Regions from separate parts of the Homo sapiens genome. Here region 1 is linked to region 2. Evidence: read pairs that join two places in POLR2A ChIA-PET (ENCODE). Cell type or tissue: K562. All regions are shown on one strand. Each heading gives the region's core, and the rest is flanking DNA. Links, peaks and the distances in the headings are about the cores only.

The links. Peaks named below come from ENCODE experiments on the same cell type or tissue, not always from the same donor. Only the 100,000 strongest peaks of a DNase experiment are listed, where the experiment ranks them.
Region 1: POLR2A ChIA-PET joins it to region 2 with 5 read pairs; 3 of 35 experiments call an interaction of 5 or more read pairs at or near these places.

Annotation. Positions count from the first base shown.
Region 1 is chr14:77,886,250-77,896,549 of GRCh38, reverse strand. It overlaps ADCK1 (aarF domain containing kinase 1), which reads right to left. Exons shown (of 11, transcript NM_020421.4): 5 at 9,301-9,459. Among named protein-coding and RNA genes, the nearest start is that of ADCK1, 91 kb to the right of the region's middle. In K562, for the core only: no CTCF peak of the experiment used is centred there; DNase peaks (open chromatin) are centred at 3,399 and 4,019.
Region 2 is chr14:77,962,509-77,972,808 of GRCh38, reverse strand. LOC105370581 (a long non-coding RNA gene) reads right to left here and starts at 6,647. Exons shown (of 3, transcript XR_944053.3): 1 at 6,534-6,647; 2 at 5,317-5,401; 3 at 4,744-4,936. In K562, for the core only: no CTCF peak of the experiment used is centred there; a DNase peak (open chromatin) is centred at 1,998.

The DNA.
Region 1 (10,300 bases), core at 870-8,869, 76 kb after region 2:
GCCATGCCATCTAAGTCACCTGAATTCCACTTTTCTGGGCTTGGAATGCAGGCAAGAAAAGCTATCCAGCATTTTGCTCCAATCTCAACTCCAGAGGGTCTCGCCCGAGAGGGGCAAGGAAAGGGGCCACAATGAGGCTCTCTCATTTGTCCAATCAATATTTACTGATTACCCTCCAGGTAATTACCATAGGCCAGACGTGGATATGCACAGAGAGCTACCTGTAGCCCAGTGAGGTCTCTACTTGGGGGTGAAGCTTCTGGCCAAACAGTAATTCCTCATCATTTATTGTATGGTCACTGTTTTTTGTGGAATTTTTAATTATCATTGATATCCAAGCAGCACTGAAAGGCACATTAAAGATTTTCCAGTTACTAATCAATTACATAATTAGTCATTATTAATACTATTCATTATTATTAACACTTGGTAATACCTGACATCATTAATCATAAGCAGTCTATTATATTAACTAATATTAATTGCTAGTAACTAATTAGTAAGCTAATTCATAACACAGAAAACTTTACAGTGCTCATCGAACTGGTTTCTAAGGCATCCTGTGGGTTGTGGGTCACTTCCTTGGTTACTTAAAATGAAGGGGGTTCTTTGAATAGAAGTCAGTGGTTCTCAGATTTATGGAATGTCACCATCCCCTTTATAGGAGGTCACCAATTTTAAAACTTGATACCCGCTACGAAGCCCAGAAAATGAACATACATAATTTTGCACATAATTCAAGGGGTTCACCAACCCCTTGAAATTCAGTGGGTGGGGAGGGGGTCAGGTTAAGAGTCGTCGGGTTCAAGTAGTTCGGGCTGCTGCCATTTTAGACTTTTCTTGGCTGAAGAAAGTAAAATAAAACTCAGTTTCACCGTCTGGTTTCATTCAACTCCCTTCTTAAATGAATCTACTTAGCCCACCTTAAGCAGATTCATTTCAATTTTTCTTTTTGACAACACATGCAATCAACTAAAATAAAACAGGTGTTGTTATCAATTTGACTTTTTGATTTTTCTCCCAAAATGCATCTTCTCCATAAAATTCTTCTAACAGCCAATGTTTTCACCAGTGCCTACCACCTACTCAACACTCCACAGATGTTTATTGAATACTCACATGAATGAATGAATGAGTAAATGAATGAACAAATGAATATTTCAAAGAGTTTGTCTGCTTCTCTGAGATAATTATATGTTCACATGTGTTATCCAAAGAAAATGAGTTTTTCTATTTCTGAGGTTTTAGTGGAAAGAGCCATAACTTCTGAATTTGGGGGAATCGTAATTTCAGAATGCCTGAGAATTCTCTACTTGATCTAGAACCTTATGAATCAATCAAGGTATATTTAAAAATTAATACTTCCTTCAAGGTAAAATAATAAGACTATCTTCCTATCGGGTCATTGGCTTGCAGGAGGAAAAATCAATCATGGGCCACACAGAAATGTAATGGAAAAAATGAAGAGTCACACATAAGTTTGAAAACTAGTCAATGGGCCAAGCGTGGTAGCTCACGCCTGTAATCCCACCACTTTGGGAGGCCAAGACGGACAGATCACTTGAGATCAGGAGTTCAAGACCAGCCTGGCCAACATGGGGAAACCCCATCTCTACTAAAAATATAAAAATTAGCCAGGTGTAGTGGCATGTGCCTGTAATCTCAGCTACTCAGGAGGCTGAAGCAGGAGAATTGCTTGAACCCAGGAGGCAGAGGTTGCAGTGAGCCTAGGTCATGCCACTGTACTCCAGCCTGGGCGGCAATAAATAGAGTGAGACTCCATCTAAAAAAAAAAAAAAAAAAAAAAAAAAAACAAGAAAAGAAAAGAAAAAGAAATAAAACGACTGACTGTTATTTACAATAGCAAAAGAGAAGGGGAATTATCATTATTTAGTTCCTACTACATGCCAGGCACTGTGCTACGAACACTTTACACATACACTTTCATTTAATCCTTTTCTTGCCAATTTTACATAGTAGAAAACAGGAATTGTCAAAACAAACTCTGACCTGGGCTTTTCTTGTTCGTTCTTTATGCAGCCCTGCCTCGTGCAACACAACACAACGACACAGGACAATACAATAGGAAGCTCAAGATAAGGCAGAGGAGCTTTGTAAACTGTAAAATGCAACTAGAAATGCAAGTTACTGTTATCAAGTTACTGTACATTATAAAAGAAATAATGTTCCATGGGAAAACAGCACACTAAATAGAATGCCTGTACCGATCCAAACTGGTAAAAATGAACGTTCAACAAGGATCGAAAATCAGTTCAGAGTGATGTACATAGCTTGCCATTCACGGGGTTTATCTTTGTTCTGATAAGTTATTAAAGTACACGCTTTTTAGAAAACAGATTTATAGGGTGAAGAGAAGTTTCCTTGGGTGGCCCACATCTCTGGATATTTTTTAATATATATTTTAAAAAATAAAATCGCTGTTGGATTCTGTGCCGACATAAACATTGCCTAGCCACCCACTGTTCAAACAACACATTTAGTAAAGAAACAAGATGAGGCTGGACGCGGTGGCTCACGCCTGTAATCCCAGCACTTTGGGAGGCCGAGGCAGACAGATCACCTGAGGTCAGGGTTTAAGACCAGCCTGGCCAACAAGGCAAAACCCCGTCTCTACTAAAAATACAAAAATTAGCCAGGCGTGGTGGCAGATACCTGTAATCCCAGCTACTTGGGAGGCTGAGGTAGGAGAATCACTCGAACCCAGGCAGTGGAGGTTGCAGTGAGCCAAGGTCGCACCACTGCACTCCAGCTTGGGCAACAGAGTGAGACTCTGTCAAAAAAAAAAAAAAAAGGAAGGAAGGAAGGGAAGAAACAAGATGGTAGACAGAATGCACTGAAAATGCTGCTCAGAAAAGGTCAAAAACATGACTGCCATGGGTTTTCACTTTTTGAGACCCTTGGGATGGGCCAGATGACATCAAGCAATAGATCAGATTTAGTGCTCAGGCCAAAGAGTCCCACCCCAACATAGCCGAGCACCTTGGGGCCCAGTAGTGCATGAAGGGCATAGTACTTGGCAATGAGTTAGATTCCTTAGGGTGAGAGGGCAAGGGAGTGTTCCTCATCAATTCAGAAGCTGGAGAAATAACTGGGAGTGATACAGGGTGATTAGGACCTGGAGATTATGGTAGTCCCCCAGCTCAGGGATCATCTGAGTCCTACCCTGCCCTCAAGCAGTGAGAATGGCAGTGAGATATGGCCCGCTAAGCTCCCCAATATTGTGGGTAGAAAAGAACTGCTGCAAAGCCAGCCCGCCAGCAGACGGATGGACTATGCTTCATCAGTTCACCCCCTCCTGCTGAATCATTGTTCCAATCTCTGGGCCCAATTAGTCTGGCTCTGGACAGCCATTCAAATCAATAAGAGTCACTGGCCGTGCATCTAGAAGTAGAGTTGCCCCAACTATTAAAGGGACAATATCAGGTGATAATGACAAAGCTGAAAAAACATCCCTGGCTCTGCCTTTTTCTTTTGTGCAAAGTCATCGACACCATCAGATTCACTGAACACCATTTACTGAGAATCAGCCTCCCTTCCCTGCCATCCTTCAACAGTCTATCCTAGAGGCTCTCTCCCCTCTCCAAGGGAGAAGGTTCACAGGAGACACAAAACTGCCAGGTTCAGAGTAGACACAAAACTCTAGGGTAGTACATGCTATTGGAGGCCAAACCAACAGCCATCTCCCCCATCATCCTGGCTAACACAACCCCAAGTTTGTACATCCTTCATGTCCTTCAAGGATAGCAGGTCTGAGAAGGTGAGTCATGATTGGTTTAAGCCAATCAAGGTGGTCTCAGTTTTCTTGCCAAGACTGATTTGGGAGTGGGCATTACTTCTGGACAATAACAAATGAAGGGAACTCTGCTAGGGATCTCTTTTTTTTTTTTTTTCTGATAAAGAATATGAGGATGTCCCCTACTTGTAACACCAGGAACTGTTGCAGCTGTGTTGGGACTACGTGCGGTGCTCGCTCAGGAGGGCGAGCCAGGAAGCTGAGATAGCAGAGTGAAACATGGAAAGAGTCTGAGTCATTACAAACAATGAGGTGCTGGGCTGTCAGCCTTGGAACAGCTGACCCAAGTTCCAGACATCTTCACATGTGAGATAATAAGGGTTAGTATTAGCTATACCACTTTCAGTTGGATTTTCTGATTCTTAGAGCCAACTGAAAGCATCCCACCTGACACAACCAGTAGTCACCACCCCCTTGCTCTCAAAAGTCTCACCCCTGTAGACCTCTATCACCCTGTAAATGCACAGTAGTTATGAGTTTGGGTGTAGAAGGTCACCTCTTAAGATGCAAATATAAAGAGGTTAAGCCTATCAGTCACTCTCTTTACTGTGAACTGCTTTCATCAGATTGCTTTCCTCTTAAGACCAGGCTGTGATCAATTATGGGGCAGAGGAGAGTGTACAACAGTGGGAGAGAAGCATAAGGGCACACCACACCTGGAGTTGGCATGAAAGGAGACGTAGAGGCTATGCAGAAAAGTAGCTTTTCCTCCTCTCTGTCCCTAAGTTTCTGGTAGCCCTAAATGTCCCCTAGAAATCACTCTTCAAGCCAAAAATGCTTAATACCTTTCTTGGATTGTCATTCCTAAATATAAGACACCATTTAGGTCTCAACACAGAAAAACAAAATATTCACTTCAAGTACGAGCTTTCCAGTTGGGCCCTTCTTGGTTTTGTACCAGAGAAAGACCCAGGCAGGACTTTTCCCACCAGAGACGAAGCCCAGTGAGATGGCAGTGTTACCCAGTGCTGCTGCTAATCCTGATGATCCATGGGGTGGTGGCCTCAGGCCTCCATTCCAGCTGTTCTCCTGAAGGGTATGAGTGCGGGTCTCAGGTTTGCCTTGTGGTCCCAGCCCCAGAACTGCCTCAGCCACTACTAAGGAGCCACTCTGTACTCTGCACACAGCCTGCCAGGCTGTGCTTCCCAAGAAAAGCATGTGATGCTTATCTCAGGGAGGAAGATGCCAAATCTTTATTACTGCTATTATTGCTCTGACCTTACAGCAACCATTACTTAGGGAGCCAGCAAGAAAACGCAAAGAAAAAGCGACAGCTGTCCTCACTGTCCAAGTGGGCCCTGATGGCTTTACTACGCAGAGGCAGCTTCCTGCCTGACTCAGGAGTGGCTTCTGGGATTCAGGAAACCCTGGGATCCTCCAAGTCTCCCAGGTCTCTCCCAGCTATGGCTGCTCCACAGCTGCTGACAGGTGTGCTAGAAAAATCAGGTTTGTAGGCGGATGCTCAGGGCCACCCAGCAATCCTGCTCTCCTGCCCTGGTCAGCTCCCTTCCACTGCACACAGTAGCTGTTCCAAACCTTCACCCACCTCGAGTCTCCAATGCTACCTTCTACCCCCTCATTCTCAGCAGATGGTCTTGCCTCCCACTTCAGAGAAAAAATAGAGGCTATCAGGCTGCTACACACTCTGCTGCCCACTTTCCCTCCCCCTCTCCTCTGCCCCACACACTCATCTGTACCCAGCCTTCCCACCTTCCACTGGGCTCGAAACAAAGGCTAAGGTTTCCACCTGTGTTCTTCATTCCCAGTCGCTTGAATCTCCCTTAGGACTTGATCTAGCAATTACTTCTCTCTGCTGAATCCCCAACCTGCCCCCTTCCCCATCAGCTACGATTCCACTGAAGTCTCCTCAGTATTTAATCCTATGCTCTGCTCTGACCACTACCCTAACTCTCCCAAACCTTCCACAGCTAAATATCTGAAAACAGTACATTCTCCATGAAGAGTCTCCACTTTCTTGAGTCTCAATTCTTTTTCACCCCGATCAGGCCACTGTAGCTGCTCTTTCTAACCACCCTAAATCGCCAGATCCAAAATACCCTTTCCAGTGCTTTACTGATTTGATCTCCCATATGACAACGTTGAGGAATTCTGGCAGACTATGTTTTCCAAAACGGCTGCAACAGTACCTCCCATTCTAATTCACTTCTAGAACCTTGCCACTCTCCCATTAAGAGGTAGAGTCTATTTCCCCAACCCTGAACTTAACTAAGGGGGCCTTTGTGACTGCTTCATCCAAAAGAGTAAGAAAGAAGTAATCCTATGTAGTTTCCAAGGCTGAGTCATAAAACTGTGATGTACTTTCAGCCTTATTCTCTTGGGCCACTTGCTCTTAGAACCCAGCCGCCATGCTGTGAGGAAGACCAAGCAGCCATGTAGAGGCTGATATGGAGAGGAACTAAGGCCCTGGCCCACAGCCCCAGTTAAGCTCCCAGACAACAGCTAGCACCAACTTGCCAGCCAGGAAATGAGCCACTCCAGCCCCCAGTCAAGCTACTCCAGCTAGAGCTGCATAAAACAGATGAGTTTCTCTACCAAGCCCCGGCCAAACTGCGAATTCATGAGCAAAACACATGACTGTTGTTTTAAGCTCACTGTGTTTTGAGGTGACTCATTATGCAGCATTAGATAACTAATATAGTGCTTTCATCTTTAACTTTTCTCCACTGAATATAGCAGCATTGCTCAATCCTGGTTTTCCTCCAATCTCTCTGACCATGCTTTCTTAGTCCCATTCATGAACTTATCCTCTTGGGCTCACCCCCCAATGTTTTGCACAGTTTTTTTTCCTTGCCTTCTTTCTTCTTCTTCTGTTTTTTTTTTTTTTTTTTAACTCTATATACCTTCTCTAGTGATCTTAACTACTCCACCACATTCATCTATCAAAAGTATCTTTACTCATACATGCTGAATTTGTATTCCAGCCTGGATTCCAGACCAACAGGGATATCCCTATCCAAAACTGCCAAGAGCACTATTTTACCCTATTTGGTTGCTGCATTGACCATTTCACTTTGTTCTGAGAGGCATCCCGATCCCCTTACTCTTATAAGAACTTCCATTTCCCAGGCTCCCTTGCCAACTTGCTGCCAGCTAGGTTTTGCCCAGAGGCAACACTGAGGGATACTGGCATACTGGGGGGGCAAGAGGAGATGGAAACTCTTCTGCCTCAAACAGCATCTGCAGCTCCCACTCCCATGTCTATGATCTGGGAGTAACATAGAGCAAGTTATTTTCCCCAGCTGTACCCTGACTGATAAATAGTTGTCCCCCTTCTCTATAGTTTAGCTTTCCAAGGTTTCAGTTATCCAAGGTCAACTGTGTCCTGAAAATAGGTGAGTACAATACAACAAGATATTTTGAGAAAGAGACCACATTCACCTCACTCATTATAATTATATGTTATAATTATATTTTATTAGTCTCTTACTATGCATAATTTATAAATTAAACTTTATCATAGGTATGTATGTGTATTAGTCTGTTCTCACGCTGCTAAAAAGACATACCTGAGACTGGACAATTTATAAAAGAAAGAGGTTTAATGGACGCACAGTTCCACATGGCTGGGGAGGCCTCACAATCATGGCAGAAGGCCAAGGAGAAGCAAAGGCACATCTTACATGGTGGCAGGCAAGAGAGCCTTTGCAGGGGGACTGCCCTTTTATAAAACCATCGGATCTTGTGAGACTTAGTCACTGTCATGAGAACAGCATGGGAAAGACATGCCTCCATGAATCAATTACCTCCCACCAGGTCCCCCCCCACAACATGTGGGGCTTATGGGGGCTACAATTCAAGATGAGATTTGGGTGGGGACACAGCCAAACCATATCAGTGTGTATAAGAAGAAACAGCGTATATAGGGTTGGGCACTATCTGAGGATTCAGGCATCCACTGGGGGTCTTGGAATGTATCTTCACAGATAAGGGGGAACTACTATATATAGTTAAATATACCTAAACGTAATCACTTAAGCCAGAAACCTAAGATATTTGTCTCCTTCTCATTCATACCAGTCCTTGCCCCCACCCCATGTGTAAAGCTGGTCACAAATCCTGATGATTCTGCCCCTTGAACCCATCCATCTCCCTTACTCCCATTACACTCCTCACTTCACATCATTATTTCTGTCTCAGACCCATGCAGCAGCTCAATTCGTCTCCTGGCTACAGTCTTTCTGCCTTCCAATCCATTCTCCAGACTCCCAACAGATTTTTATTTCTAATGCAAATCTGATCATGACAGTCCCCTGATTAAAATTCTTAAATGGTTCCCCACTGACTACAGGAAAAAAATCAGATCTGCTCAGATCCACAAATATGTAGTGAGTGTTGACCATACATACCATTCTACGCCTTAGCTTGGAATACAAACCCCCCGTGTTCTGTCCTACCTACCTTCCCAGCCTCATCTCCACTTCGAGCTCATACCATCTGAACAGGTCGAAGTTATCCAAGTACACTCTGTCCTCCAAGCAGTCAGGCCCTCACACCCGCGGGGCTGTCCTTCCGCTGCCTGGCTATCTCAAGAGTCACCATCTTGCTGCAGCCCCCTTGGTGCCCCATCCATCCAGGCACAGTGCTACATGGCACTGTGCAAACACGCTGTGACTGTTTACACGCCTGTCTCCACTAAATGAGGATTACCCCAAGATGAAGATGGGGCTCACTCACTCTCATGTCCCCAGCACCCACCTAGCATAGGGTGCAGAAGACCCTCAATATATGCATCAAGTTTGGTTAGAGTTGAAAGAATAAACTAAGAGTCCAGAGTGAGGAAGGGGAGCAAAGGAAGGGAAACAAGAAAAGGAAGAAAAGGGACATACTGACAAATTAAACAGATTGCTGACCTCCCCGTAGGCGGTGATGGCTACTGACTCAAGCAGTGGCTGCTCAGCACCTTCCGCCCTTACTCTGAGCACAGAGCTAGAAAAGTCCACTAAGGGTTTTTCCTAGGACCGTTCAGACACGTGAATTTCTTCATTCCAAATAAGTACCAGAGAAGCAAACCTGCAACCTGCATAGATGTTTCTATGTGATCTGTATGTCATTTTTATATCCCTGTTGACCACATGCTCCCTTTTGTTACAATTTAACAAATTAAGATGTAATTTTGTCTATCCCTTTGGTAGACAAAAAACACACCTTTGGTTCAGCTCATTTCTACAACATCCCTTCCCTGAGGTCCCCTTGGCCCCTAGCAGCCACTTAGTGTGTTTTGAGACCATCACAGGCAGTTCCTGGGAACTCCAGGGACAAATCAAGAACTAACCCATGCTGCCACAGGGTTTCATGGTCAGGGAGCTGTCATAACACCTCCTCTGTCGTAATCTCAGCTCTCCTCTCCCTCTGCTGCTTGAAGGGCCACACTCCACTCACCAGCTTGAACCAGTTCCACCTAGGTGGCCTGGATCCCAGGGAAATGTAGACTGAGGACACAGGAAGGAGAAAGGGAGGGCTCTCACCTCCATCAGGAGAATGTCCTTCGAGCTCTGAGCCCGCACCTTTGGGTGCTGGACCTTCACGGCCACCGTCCGCCCATCATGCAGCACTGCCTTGTGGACCTGGGCCAGGGAGGCCGTCCCCAGAGGGGTGTCATCGAAGCTCTGGAACAAATCATGGATCTGTCGGGAGTGGAGAGAACAGAGCAATGAAAAAGATGACCCAGTTCAGTGAGAGGGAGCCAGGAAGATGGGCCAGAGTCAGGGCTGCCTAGTGCCCCCAGGACAGATTTGAGAGAGAAAGAGAGAGAGAGTGTGTGTGTGTGTTGTGCGTGTGTGTGTGTGTGTGTGTGTGTGTGTGTGTGTTGAGACAGAGTCCCGCGCTGTCGACCAGGCTGGAGTGCAGTGGCATGATCTTGGCTCACTGCAGCCTCCGCCCCCCAGGTTCAAGCAATTCTCCTGCCTCAGTCTCCTGAGTAGCTGGGATTACAGGTGTGTGACATCACACCCAGCTAATCTTTGTATTTTTTAATAGAGATGGGGTCTCAAATTCCTGACCTCAAGTGACCCACCCACCTCAGCCTCCCAAAGTGCTAGGATTACAGGCGTGAGCCACTGCACCCAGCCTCCAGGACAGATTTTTTTGCTTTATCAGTTGTGTACCAGCCCAGGGTCTTGCCTGGTCCTCCACTGCTGGACATTCACGGTAGGCATACAGAGGAAGGGGGACAGAAGACGTACATGGAAGGCGCATCCTCATACCTGTGCACGGGCCCCTAAGCACCTCCATCAAAGGCCAAAGAAGTGCTCTTCAGAACTGAGCTTTATTTGCCCATTGAACTGTCCACCACTGTGCCTTCTAGGCTCTTACATATGGACAATCCAGCATTAACAGAATGTGGGCCCGGGGCAGCCCCAGTATCTCAGGGATCAGACAGAGGATGTGGGCCCAGGGCAGCCCCAGTATCTCAGGGATCAGACAGAGGATGTTTCCATTCTACCAACCAGGGGAGCTCAAAGAATC
Region 2 (10,300 bases), core at 863-8,862:
CTGCAGCAGCTTTCACCTGTTTTTTGTTTGTTTGTTTGTTTGATTTAATGGAATTTCCATTTTAGCATTCAGGAAACAAAAGAGAAGAATACAATGAACACTCATGTACCATCCACCTGGTCTCAGCCATTGTTAATATTTGGCCATTTTTTGCCTTGTAACTGAATCATTTCTTAGTAAATTAAAAACATCATGACACTTCACCCCTAAATACTTCAACATGTATCTCCAAAACCTAGAGAAAAAATTCCAATTAACAATACCAGAATTATACCTAACAAAAATAGTAATAGTCCCCTAATATCATCCAAAACTCACTTTATATTCAAATTTCTACAATTGTCCTAAAAATGTCTTTTATAGCTTTTCTTTGGAACCAGAATCCAATAAGTTTCATACAGTGAGTTTATTTATTATGTCTCTTAAGTCTTGCCTAATATAGGACAATCCCCCTTCATCATTTTTTTAATGACATTGAGTCTTTGAAGACATCAGGCCCACTGTCATGTAGCATATCCCACATTCTAAATACATCTATTTTCTCATGCTCTCATTTAAGCAGTATTAGTATCTTCTACAAATTGAGGTAGATCTAATGGCTTGTTTTTTTTAAAGCCAGGTTTACTAAGGTAAAACTTAGGCATGGTAAACTTCATCCTTTTTAGTTTACAGTTTTATTTGTTTTGATAAATGCATATAGTCATGTAATCTAAAAACTTGGTTTAATTCAGATTTAATGCAATTGATCAAATACTTTAAATGATGCTATGAACTTCCTATTGGATTTCATATCACATCAGCAGGCACATAATGTCTAGTTGTCCTATTATTAATGATACTAATTTAGAACATTTAGTTCTTATAGCTTTCTGATCTCTGAATGTGCGTTGGTTTTCTATTGCTATGCAAAAAATTACTACAAACTTGGTGGCTTAAAGCAACACCTACTTATTAGCTCACAGTTCTATAGGTCAGAAGGCAGGCGCGGCATTGCTAGGTTCCCGCTTAGGCTATCATAAGGCTAAAATCTGGGTGTTGGCAGCTACATTTTCTTTTTTTTATTTTTTTGAGAGGGAGTTTCACTCTGTCAACCCGGCTGGAGTGCAGTGGCCCAATCATGGCTCATTGCAACCTCCGCCTCCCGGGTTCAAGCAATTCTCCTGCCTCAGCCTCCTGAGTAGCTGGGATTACAGGCATGCACCACCATGCCTGGCTAATTTTTGTATTTTTAGTAGAGACAGGGTTTCACCATGTTGACCAGGCTGGTCTCAAACTCCCGACCTCATGTAACCCGACCTCATGTGATCCACCCGCCTCCGCCTCCCGAAGTGCTGGGATTACAGGCATGAGACACCACGCCTGGCCTACATTTTCATTTGGAGCTCGGAGTCCTCTTCCAACCTCTTTAAGGTTGGAGGCAGAATTCGGTTCTGACTGATCTTAATTGTCAAGGGAAATTTTTTTTTTTTTTTTTGAGACTGAGTCTTGCTCTGTCGCCCAGGATGGAATGCAGTGGTGCTATCTCGGCTCACTGCAAGCTCCGCCTCCCGGGTTCACACCATTCTCCTGCCTCAGCCTCCCGAGTAGCTGGGACTACAGGCGCTTGCCACCACACCTGGCTAATATTTTCTATTTTTAGTAGAGACGGGGTTTCACCGTGGTAGCCAGGATGGTCTCAATCTCCTGACCTCGTGATCTGCCCGTCTCAGCCTCCCAAAGTGCTGGGATTACAGGCGTGAGCCACCGCACCCGGCCTGGTCAAGGGAAATTTTGACTGATGCTACTCAGTGGTGACTTGAGGGAGTACATCTGGAACCCAGAGGATTCTTTGGAATGCCTACTAGTACCTAGTGATGGTTAATTTTGTGTCAACTTGACTGAGCCAAGGGATGCCCAGATTAAATGTTATCTCTGGATGTGTCTCTGAGGGTGTTTCCGAGTGAGCACAGCACCGCCTTACCAGTCACCCTGGCCACAAAACTAGCAAGACTCTGACTCATCTCTTTATCTCAGCACCCCTCTCTCCCCATCCAATCCTCAGCAATCCATTGGCTCTACCTTTAAAATTCATCTAGAACATGATGTCCACAGCCCCACTATGGTCCCCAGCTTATTGTAGCAGCCTCCAACTGTCTTCCCTACTTTCATTCTCGTCACCTAAATCTACTCTTAACACAGCTGTTGGAATGATTTCCTTAAAGCATGTCATATCATGTCACTATGTGACATGTCCGATCACAGTCCTTCATTGGAATCTGATATTATAGTAACAGCCAGCTCTTGCAATGGCCTACAAAGCTCTCCAGAATCTGAGGGTTATGCCAGGTCCAGTCTCCAGTTACCATCTCCATGCTCATAAAAGAAAACAGGAAGAGCATACCAGGAGCGAAGCAAAGCGGTCTTCCAAGGGACTGAACCATGATAACAGAGAGAGCTCTCGGGGTAGGAGCAGCAGACTTGGTTTCTCATCCTTGCTATGCCACTAACTCTAAGGACCTTGAACTACTTATTGCCTGCTCCAAGCATCCCTTTCTTCATTGTGCAGAGAGACAGCTGGCTCACATAATCTCACAGGTTCCTTCCAGCTTGGAAATTCCACAATCGACAATCAAGGTGCCAACTCCATTAACAAGGGAGATAAGTGCATATCATAGACATACCTTTCCTGCCTAAAGTATCTGAGTTACCAGTACAATGTGTTAAAGGAAAAATAAACACATAACCAGTGCCTGCTAGAAAGGCCTTTTCTGGGAGAAGCAGAAGCTCTAAGAAAATTACTTAGAAAGGAGGAGTTATAAAGAGAACTGGGTGACTGAAAGGCTGTCCATAAAGGCTGGCACTACTCACCTCACAGATGTGTTTATAACCAGTGTGCTCATTCTTTTTGTGTAACAATTATGATAATGGCAAGCAAAAATGTAGACTCCACAACATGCCAGGGAAAAGGCTAGGAATAAACTTAATTCCTGAAAACCTAGATTTAGGAAGCCATGACGCTAAAAAGGCAGAGTTTCGTGCATATACACGGATCTATAAATAAGTTGAAGCTTGTGTTGGTTTATGGACACATCTGGCCATATGCCCGTGCTTAGGTGTACATGCCTATACACACATTCACATATTGGAGCCTGGCTCTTTAAAATGGGGGATAATGACACTGGAAATTATTCTAAGCTTTTCAGAGACATAAATGACCAAACTGCCTCCTGACTCCTGAATTACATTACCCAGAAAGAACTTAATAACATGGTATTATCACTTCTCCTCACTGACAGGATTTCAGGGCTGAAAAGACAAACAAGGAATGCGTTCATAATCACCAGCACAGTCACCTCTGCCGAGCTGCGACCACTGCTAATTCCAGGTAAATGCTTCAGGGTAGACGAAAGCCTAGAGCTGTAATGTAACTTGGTGCTTGGTAATTGTCGCTAGTTCAGCTGGGCCATCACCATCTGAGAAGGGGCCTCCGGGAGCTCATGGAGCCAACAGAGAGTCTCATGGGGTGAAGGGCAGTGAAGAGAGACTACATTATGGGAAACAAAATAGAATTTCTCAGTTCAACTGAGATAATGTAGGTGAAATTCCTTATAAACTGTAAAGTGCTCCACAAATGTGACTGTGAATGTGAGGGGATAGCATTAATGGGTGCTGTTTGTGTTCTCAGGGCTGCCATTTACAGCCGTAGACTGTGCACTGTTCAACTTCTGAGAATGTCATTAGTCTATGTGAATGATGCTCCCTGGAGTTGTGCATTGTGGCAGTCCTGTTGGTTGAAATGGGCCCAGCTGACTGATAAAGACCAATATGAGAGCTAATGTTCTTCTCCTGGACAATGCTTGAGCCTTAATGATGGACCATCCAGGAGATAGTCAACAGTTCTAACAGCAATTTGCCAGTGCTTTGGGAAGTTTGCTTCAGAGTAATTAAAAGGCAACTACAAACAAGATCATTGAGGGAAGGAGCCATATCTTATTCATATCTTAGTATCCCAGTCTTGCAATATGTTTGGTATGTGATGAATATTCAGAAAACATTTGTTGAATTTAAGATGAATAGTGAGTGGATGGTGCCAGGCACGGTGGTTCATGCCTGTAATCCTAACACTTTGGGAGGCCAAGTGAGAACTGCTTGAGCCCAGGAATTTGAGACCAGTCTGGGTAACGTTGGGAGACCCTATCTCTACAAAACAATTTTTTTTTTTTTGAGATGGAGTCTCGCTCTGTTGCCCAGGCTGGAACACAGTGGCGCGATCTTCGCTCACTGCAACTTCCGCCTCCTAGCTTCAAGCAATTCTCCTGCTTCAATCTCCTGAGTAGCTGGGACTACAGGCACCCACCACGATGCCTGGATAGTTTTTGTATTTTTAGTAGAGAAGGAGTTTCACCATGCTGGCCAGGCTGGTCTCGAACTCCTGACCTCGTGATCGGCCTGCCTCAGCCTCCCAAACTGCTGGGATTACAGGCGTGAGCCACCGCACCCAGCCTACAAAACATTTTTAAAAATTAGCCGGCCATGGTGACACACACCTGTAGTCTTAGCTATCCAGGAGGCTGAGACAAGAGGATCACTTGAGCCCAGGAGGACGAGACCGCTGTGAGCTGCTACGATCACGTAACTGCACTCCAGCTTGGGCAACAGGCTGAGACACTCTCTCCAAAAAAGGAAAAAAAACAAGAATGGATTGATATTGATATTGAATGAATGACTCCCTGGGGTCAGCTCCTGGAAAGAATAATTGGGTTGTGATCGTTGCAAAGAGCATGTTTATTTCAACAGGTACAACTGCATACTCTGCCCACGTCACCTTTTTCCATTAATAGGGTTATGGGAAGCCTTTTGTGAAGTCTTCTGTGAAGGGCCATCGACATGTCATGGTTTCAGCAAGAGTTTGTCCAGGATTTGTGATGTGTCTCATCCAGTGCTAGGTGCTGTGGGCCTGTGTGATGGTGATGGCAGTGGGGACAGCAAACAGAGCACAGGTTGTGGTCCTTGTCATCAAGGATCTTCCAATTCAGATGGTTTGGTCACATGTAAGTTCATATAAAAAGTAGAATAATGCTGCCAAGTGGTATGAACCCAAATACCATTGAACAGCAAAAATGGTGAGTGTTACCAGAGGCCATGGCAGAAAGCACAGGATGTCTCCTCTGCCACTTGTTATATGTTCATAAGAAATCTACTTATTTGTCTGAGCCTCTGTGTCCCAGTTTGTAAGACAGGTAATCATGTCTGCCACACAAGATACGGACTAAACTCTTTAGGACACAGGTCCTTAGACAGCAGATTGAAACAGATATTTAAAGTACATAACAGTACCTGACACATGGGAGAAGTTTCCAGAAGGTTGGTTCCTGTACAAGGATTTTTCAGTCACAAGTGCAGAATCCTAACTGATCACAACCTAAGCACAAAAGTGGGGTGGGGAGTGGGGGGACATGACTTATTGATTTATATAACCCCCAAAGTGCAACAATAAATAGGCTTCAGGCATAGCAGGATCCAGGAGCTCAAATGATGTCACCAGGGCTCTGCCTCTATTGCCATTTCTCACACAAGCCATTTCTCACACAAGCTAGAGGGGTAAGAATAGGCAGCAGCAACCTGAGTCCAGGTTAACCCCAGAAGGAGCTCCTCTTCCCAGAAATTGGGGGACGAAAGTCTCCAGGAGGTCTCTGATTGGTGCAAATAAGCTCATGCATCATCCCTTACCCAATCACTGTGGCCAGAGGAATTCGATGATCTGATGGGCAGGGCCTGAGTTCGGTTCCCACTCCTTTGTTGACGCGGGTGAGGGCAGTGGTAGGACCACCCAAACCATGTGGAATGAGTTTCTGAGTGGGAACAGGCTACCTAGTTCTTCTGTAAACTCAGAAGAAATTAATAAAAGTGAGAGCTGCTTGTTTCTCCGGGGTGAAAAATGGGAAAGCTCATATTTCCTTACAGAAACAAAAAATAGGCCGACTCACGGCTGTAATCCCAGCACTTTGGGAGGCCGAGGAAGGCGGATCACGAGGTCAGGAGTTCGAGACCAGCCTGACCAACATGGTGAAACCCCATCTCTACTAAAAATACAAAAATTAGCCAGTCGTGATAGCGGACGCCTGTAATCCCAGCTACTCAGGAGGCTGAGGCAGGAGAATTGCTTGAACCCAGGAGACGGAGGTTGCAGTGAGCCAAGATCGCGCCACTGCACTCCAGCCTTGGCGACAGAGCTACTCTCAAAAAATACATATATAGTATGCGAACGCGAACAGAGTGTGTACGTGTGTGTGTGTGTGTGTGTGTGTGTGTGTGTGTGTGTGTGTGTGTGTGTGTAGCTTCCCTAGGCTGACTAGGGGAGTGGTACCCGCTGGCCGGGCAAGCGGGACTTCCGCGACCCCAGGGAACAGGCAAAAAGCGCAAAGCGCAAAGCGGGGAGCGCATCCGGAGAGGGTCCCCGGAGGCCTGGGGTAGTCGGAGCTGAGCCCTCGTTAGAAGGAGGGCAGTGGCAGGCAAAGGGGAGGGAGGCAGGGACGCGCCCCGCCTGGCTGAACCTGGAGCCGGTGTCTGAGCGGCTATTCTGGACACGCACTGGGCAGGAACATCCTGGCGCCCAGAGGAGAGCAGGGCACCGACACCCAGCCGCTCGCGGTCAGAGCAGCCGGGCAGCCGACCGTGGCCGCCGGGAGGGGCTGAGCCAGGCGCCGGCACAGCCCGCGAAGCCTCCTTCCCTAACGTTCTGTTCCATTTTCTCGGTATTGAAAGTAAAAGGGCGGGGGCAGGGACGGAGGGCTGTTTACCTAACATCCTGTAACTGCGGCCTTGAGTAACCAAGCATTTAACGTCAGAGAGCAGGAGAGAGGGAAGGGGGAGAGAGAGGGAGCAGAGACAGAAATCAAGCATGGGCATAAAATGTGCCGTCACCATCATCACATTCAATCATTTACATGCATGTTTGTCCGGTGCATGCTATTTTTCTAAACTATATTTAGGACACAGGAGTTAGGAGAGCAAGCCCAGAGTGGGACTGCACACATCCCAGCCACCTCCTAGAGCGAGGTACTTAGCCTCTCTGTGCCTCAGTTTCCTCCTTGGTGAAATGAGGTACAGTAGTTGTGAAAATTAGAATGTCGTTTTTACAAAGTATGTTAAAGTACTTAGCACCTAACTATTATTATTATTGACTTTATGGTGCTATAGTCAGGAATTACCATCAACATGGTGCTACCTTTTCTGAGTTTATTTAACCAACTCAGGTATAGAAACACATTTTGGAATTTCTGTTTGTAAAAATATCTGCTGGGCTGAAATAGACACGTAGAAAACATGTCCTGTGATAAGGCTGAATTCTAAGATGGCCCCCCAAATCCCCACACTACTGCCCTCCCACCCCACCCCTACACATCTTGTATAATCACCTCATTTTCAATGTGGGCCAAACCTATGAATAGGATGGGATGTCACTCTGTGATTGGCTTATGTTACCCAGCAAAAGTGAAAAGATTTTGCTGCACAGTCGATTCGGAGTTCATCAAAGGAGATTATCTGGGTGGGCCTGGCTTAATCAGGTGAGAGGAACTGGGTCCTTCCTGAGGTTGGAGAGACCCTCTCCTGCTGGCCTCGAAGAAGCAGCCATGCTGTGAACTGCCTATGGAGGGGTCAGCATTTAGGAACTGAACGCTTCCAGCTGGGTGCAATGGCTCATGCCTGTAATCCCAGCACTTAGGCCAAGGCAGGTGGATCACCTGAGGTTGGAAGTTTGAGACCAGCCTGGCCAACCTGGTGAAATCCTGTCTCTACTAAAAATACAAAAATTTGCTGGGCATGGTGGCGCACGCCTGTAATCTCAGCTACTCGGGAGGCTGAGAGAGGAGAATTGCTTGACCCCAGTAGGCGGAGGTTGCAGTGAGCCAAGTTTGCGCCACTGCATTCCAGCCTGGACAACAGAGCAAGACTCTGTCTCAAAAAAATAAAGGGAACTGAACACCTCAATCCTACAACCACAAGGAAATGAACTCAGCCAACAATCTGAATGAGCTCAGAAGACAACCTGGCACCTCAGATAAGAGCACATCCAGTCAGCTTTGACTGCAGCCTTGTGAGACCCTCTCTGATCAGAGGACCCAACTAAGCTGTGCTCAAACTCCTGACCCACAGACACTGTAGACAGGTGTGTGCTATTTTAAGCCCCTGAGTTACTGCTAATTTGTTATATAGGCTGAGGCACACAGTTCACCTGAGGTCAGGAGTGCGAGACCAGCCTGGCCAATATGGTGAAACCTTGTCTCTACTAAACATACAAAAATTAGCTGGGCATGGTGGCACACACCTGTAGTCCCAGCTACTCAGGAGGCTGAGGTATGAGAATCCCTTAAACTCAGGAGGCGAAGGTTGCAGTGAGCTGAGATAGTGCCACTGAACTCCAGCCTGGGTGACAGAGCGAGACTCCATCTCAAAAGAAAATAGTATGCATTCTATATCTGCTTAAAAACTGTTTAAATTCTGCTTAAAGGGTGAGAGACAGAGAGAGGAAATATGAATAAAAACATGGCCATGTTTTCTTGTGATTGAAAACGTGAAGTATCATCCATTCAACAGGCATTTATTAAGCATCTACTTAGTACCTGCAAGGCAGTGGACTGGGAATTTAATCAGAATCTGAAACCAACACTGAGGCCAGGCATGGTGGTTCATGACTGTAATCCCAGCACTTTGGGACATCAAGGCAAGAGGATCTCTTGAGCCCAGGAGTTCAAGACCAACCTAGGCAACACAGGGAGACCCTGTGTCTAAAAAATATTTTAAAAATTAGGCAGGCATGGTGATGCATGCCTGTGGTCCCAACTACAAGGGAGGCTGAGGTGGGAGGATTACTTGAGCCCAGGACATTGAGGCTGCAGTGAGCCATGATCCTGCCACTGCACTGCACCCTGGGTGACAGAGCAAGAACCTGTCTAAAAAAAAAAAAGAAAAGAAACCAGAAAATGTTACTGATACTACCCAGAAGAATTAAAGGAAAAATTGTTGACATTGAAATATAAGGTCTCCTTAAATCATTCTTATCACAGCTTATATTTGTCAAGGATAAAGGTTTCTTTGAGGTAGGGAATGAATAACAATAATATTAATAGTAATAATAATAATAGCCAATCTAAAGTGTTTAGTTTGTACCAGGCAATGTGCTAAGCAGTTGAAGTGCCTCTTCTCATTCAGTCCTTATTCAAATAACACTAAGAGGGTAGAAAGTGGGGACCATTACTATTTTCATGTTATAGAGGAATAAAAAGGGCAAGTGATTTGCCCAAGGACTCATACAGCTGGTAGAAAGCAGAACCAGAATTTTAGTCCAGCTCTGTGTAGCAAATTCCATGCAAACATTTGTTGAACACCTATTATGTTTAAGATCCTATGCTAGATGCTGTGGGAGAATCAGAGAAGACTCAGATGTGGAACATAACCTCTTAGAGCTCCCTATCCACCGGAAGAGATAAGCACACGAATAACTAACACACAATGGAATGAAGTAAATGCGCTTCGACAGACACCCAGAGTGCAGGCATTTAGAGGAGAGCACAGGATAGGGGCCAAGGGTTTGGCCCTCTAAAGACTCGCTAAAAAATCAACTCATAAAAGGCAGATTAGCTGGTGAAAAGGCACACACATTTATTTAATGTGTGTACACAAGAGCCTTCAGAATGAAGACCCAAAGATACAGGGGAAATTGTTCATTTTTATGCTCAGGTTCAACAAAGTATGGACAGCCCCGTAGAAATATGATTGGACGAAAAGACTATGATCTAATGGTAATAAACACAGGGGAAACCCAGCAAGATCTGTCTATCTAGATGTTTCTTGGCCTCTCTGAGCCTGCATTTCTTCCTCTGGTTATGGGGTAAGGCCCTCTCTGGAATGAGACCTCTGGAATAATCTGCAGTCAAAAAACGTAAGTCACATAATTTCTTTATGACCAGTTTTTACACAGAACATTTCTAGGTTTTATGGCTGGCTTTCAAGAAAAAGTGTTCCGGTTTCTCTGACCCGCCTTGGGGAAGAGGGATTCTAGTTTCTATAGCTGGCCTGGAAGAGAATGGGATGGAGAGACAGGAGGGCAGGAGAACATCAGAGAAAACTTTTGCTTCTGAGGTTACTCCCAAGGCCTTCACTTTGCAGTACTGTTTTCTGAGCCCCAGTAACTGTCATACTCATTATTGGTGTGGGGAGAAGCGTGACAGGGAGTCAGGAATGGTTCCATGAAGCAGGTGGGATCTGAGGTAGCTTTGGCTGGTGGATAAGATGTAAACAGGCAGTGATTTGGAATAGG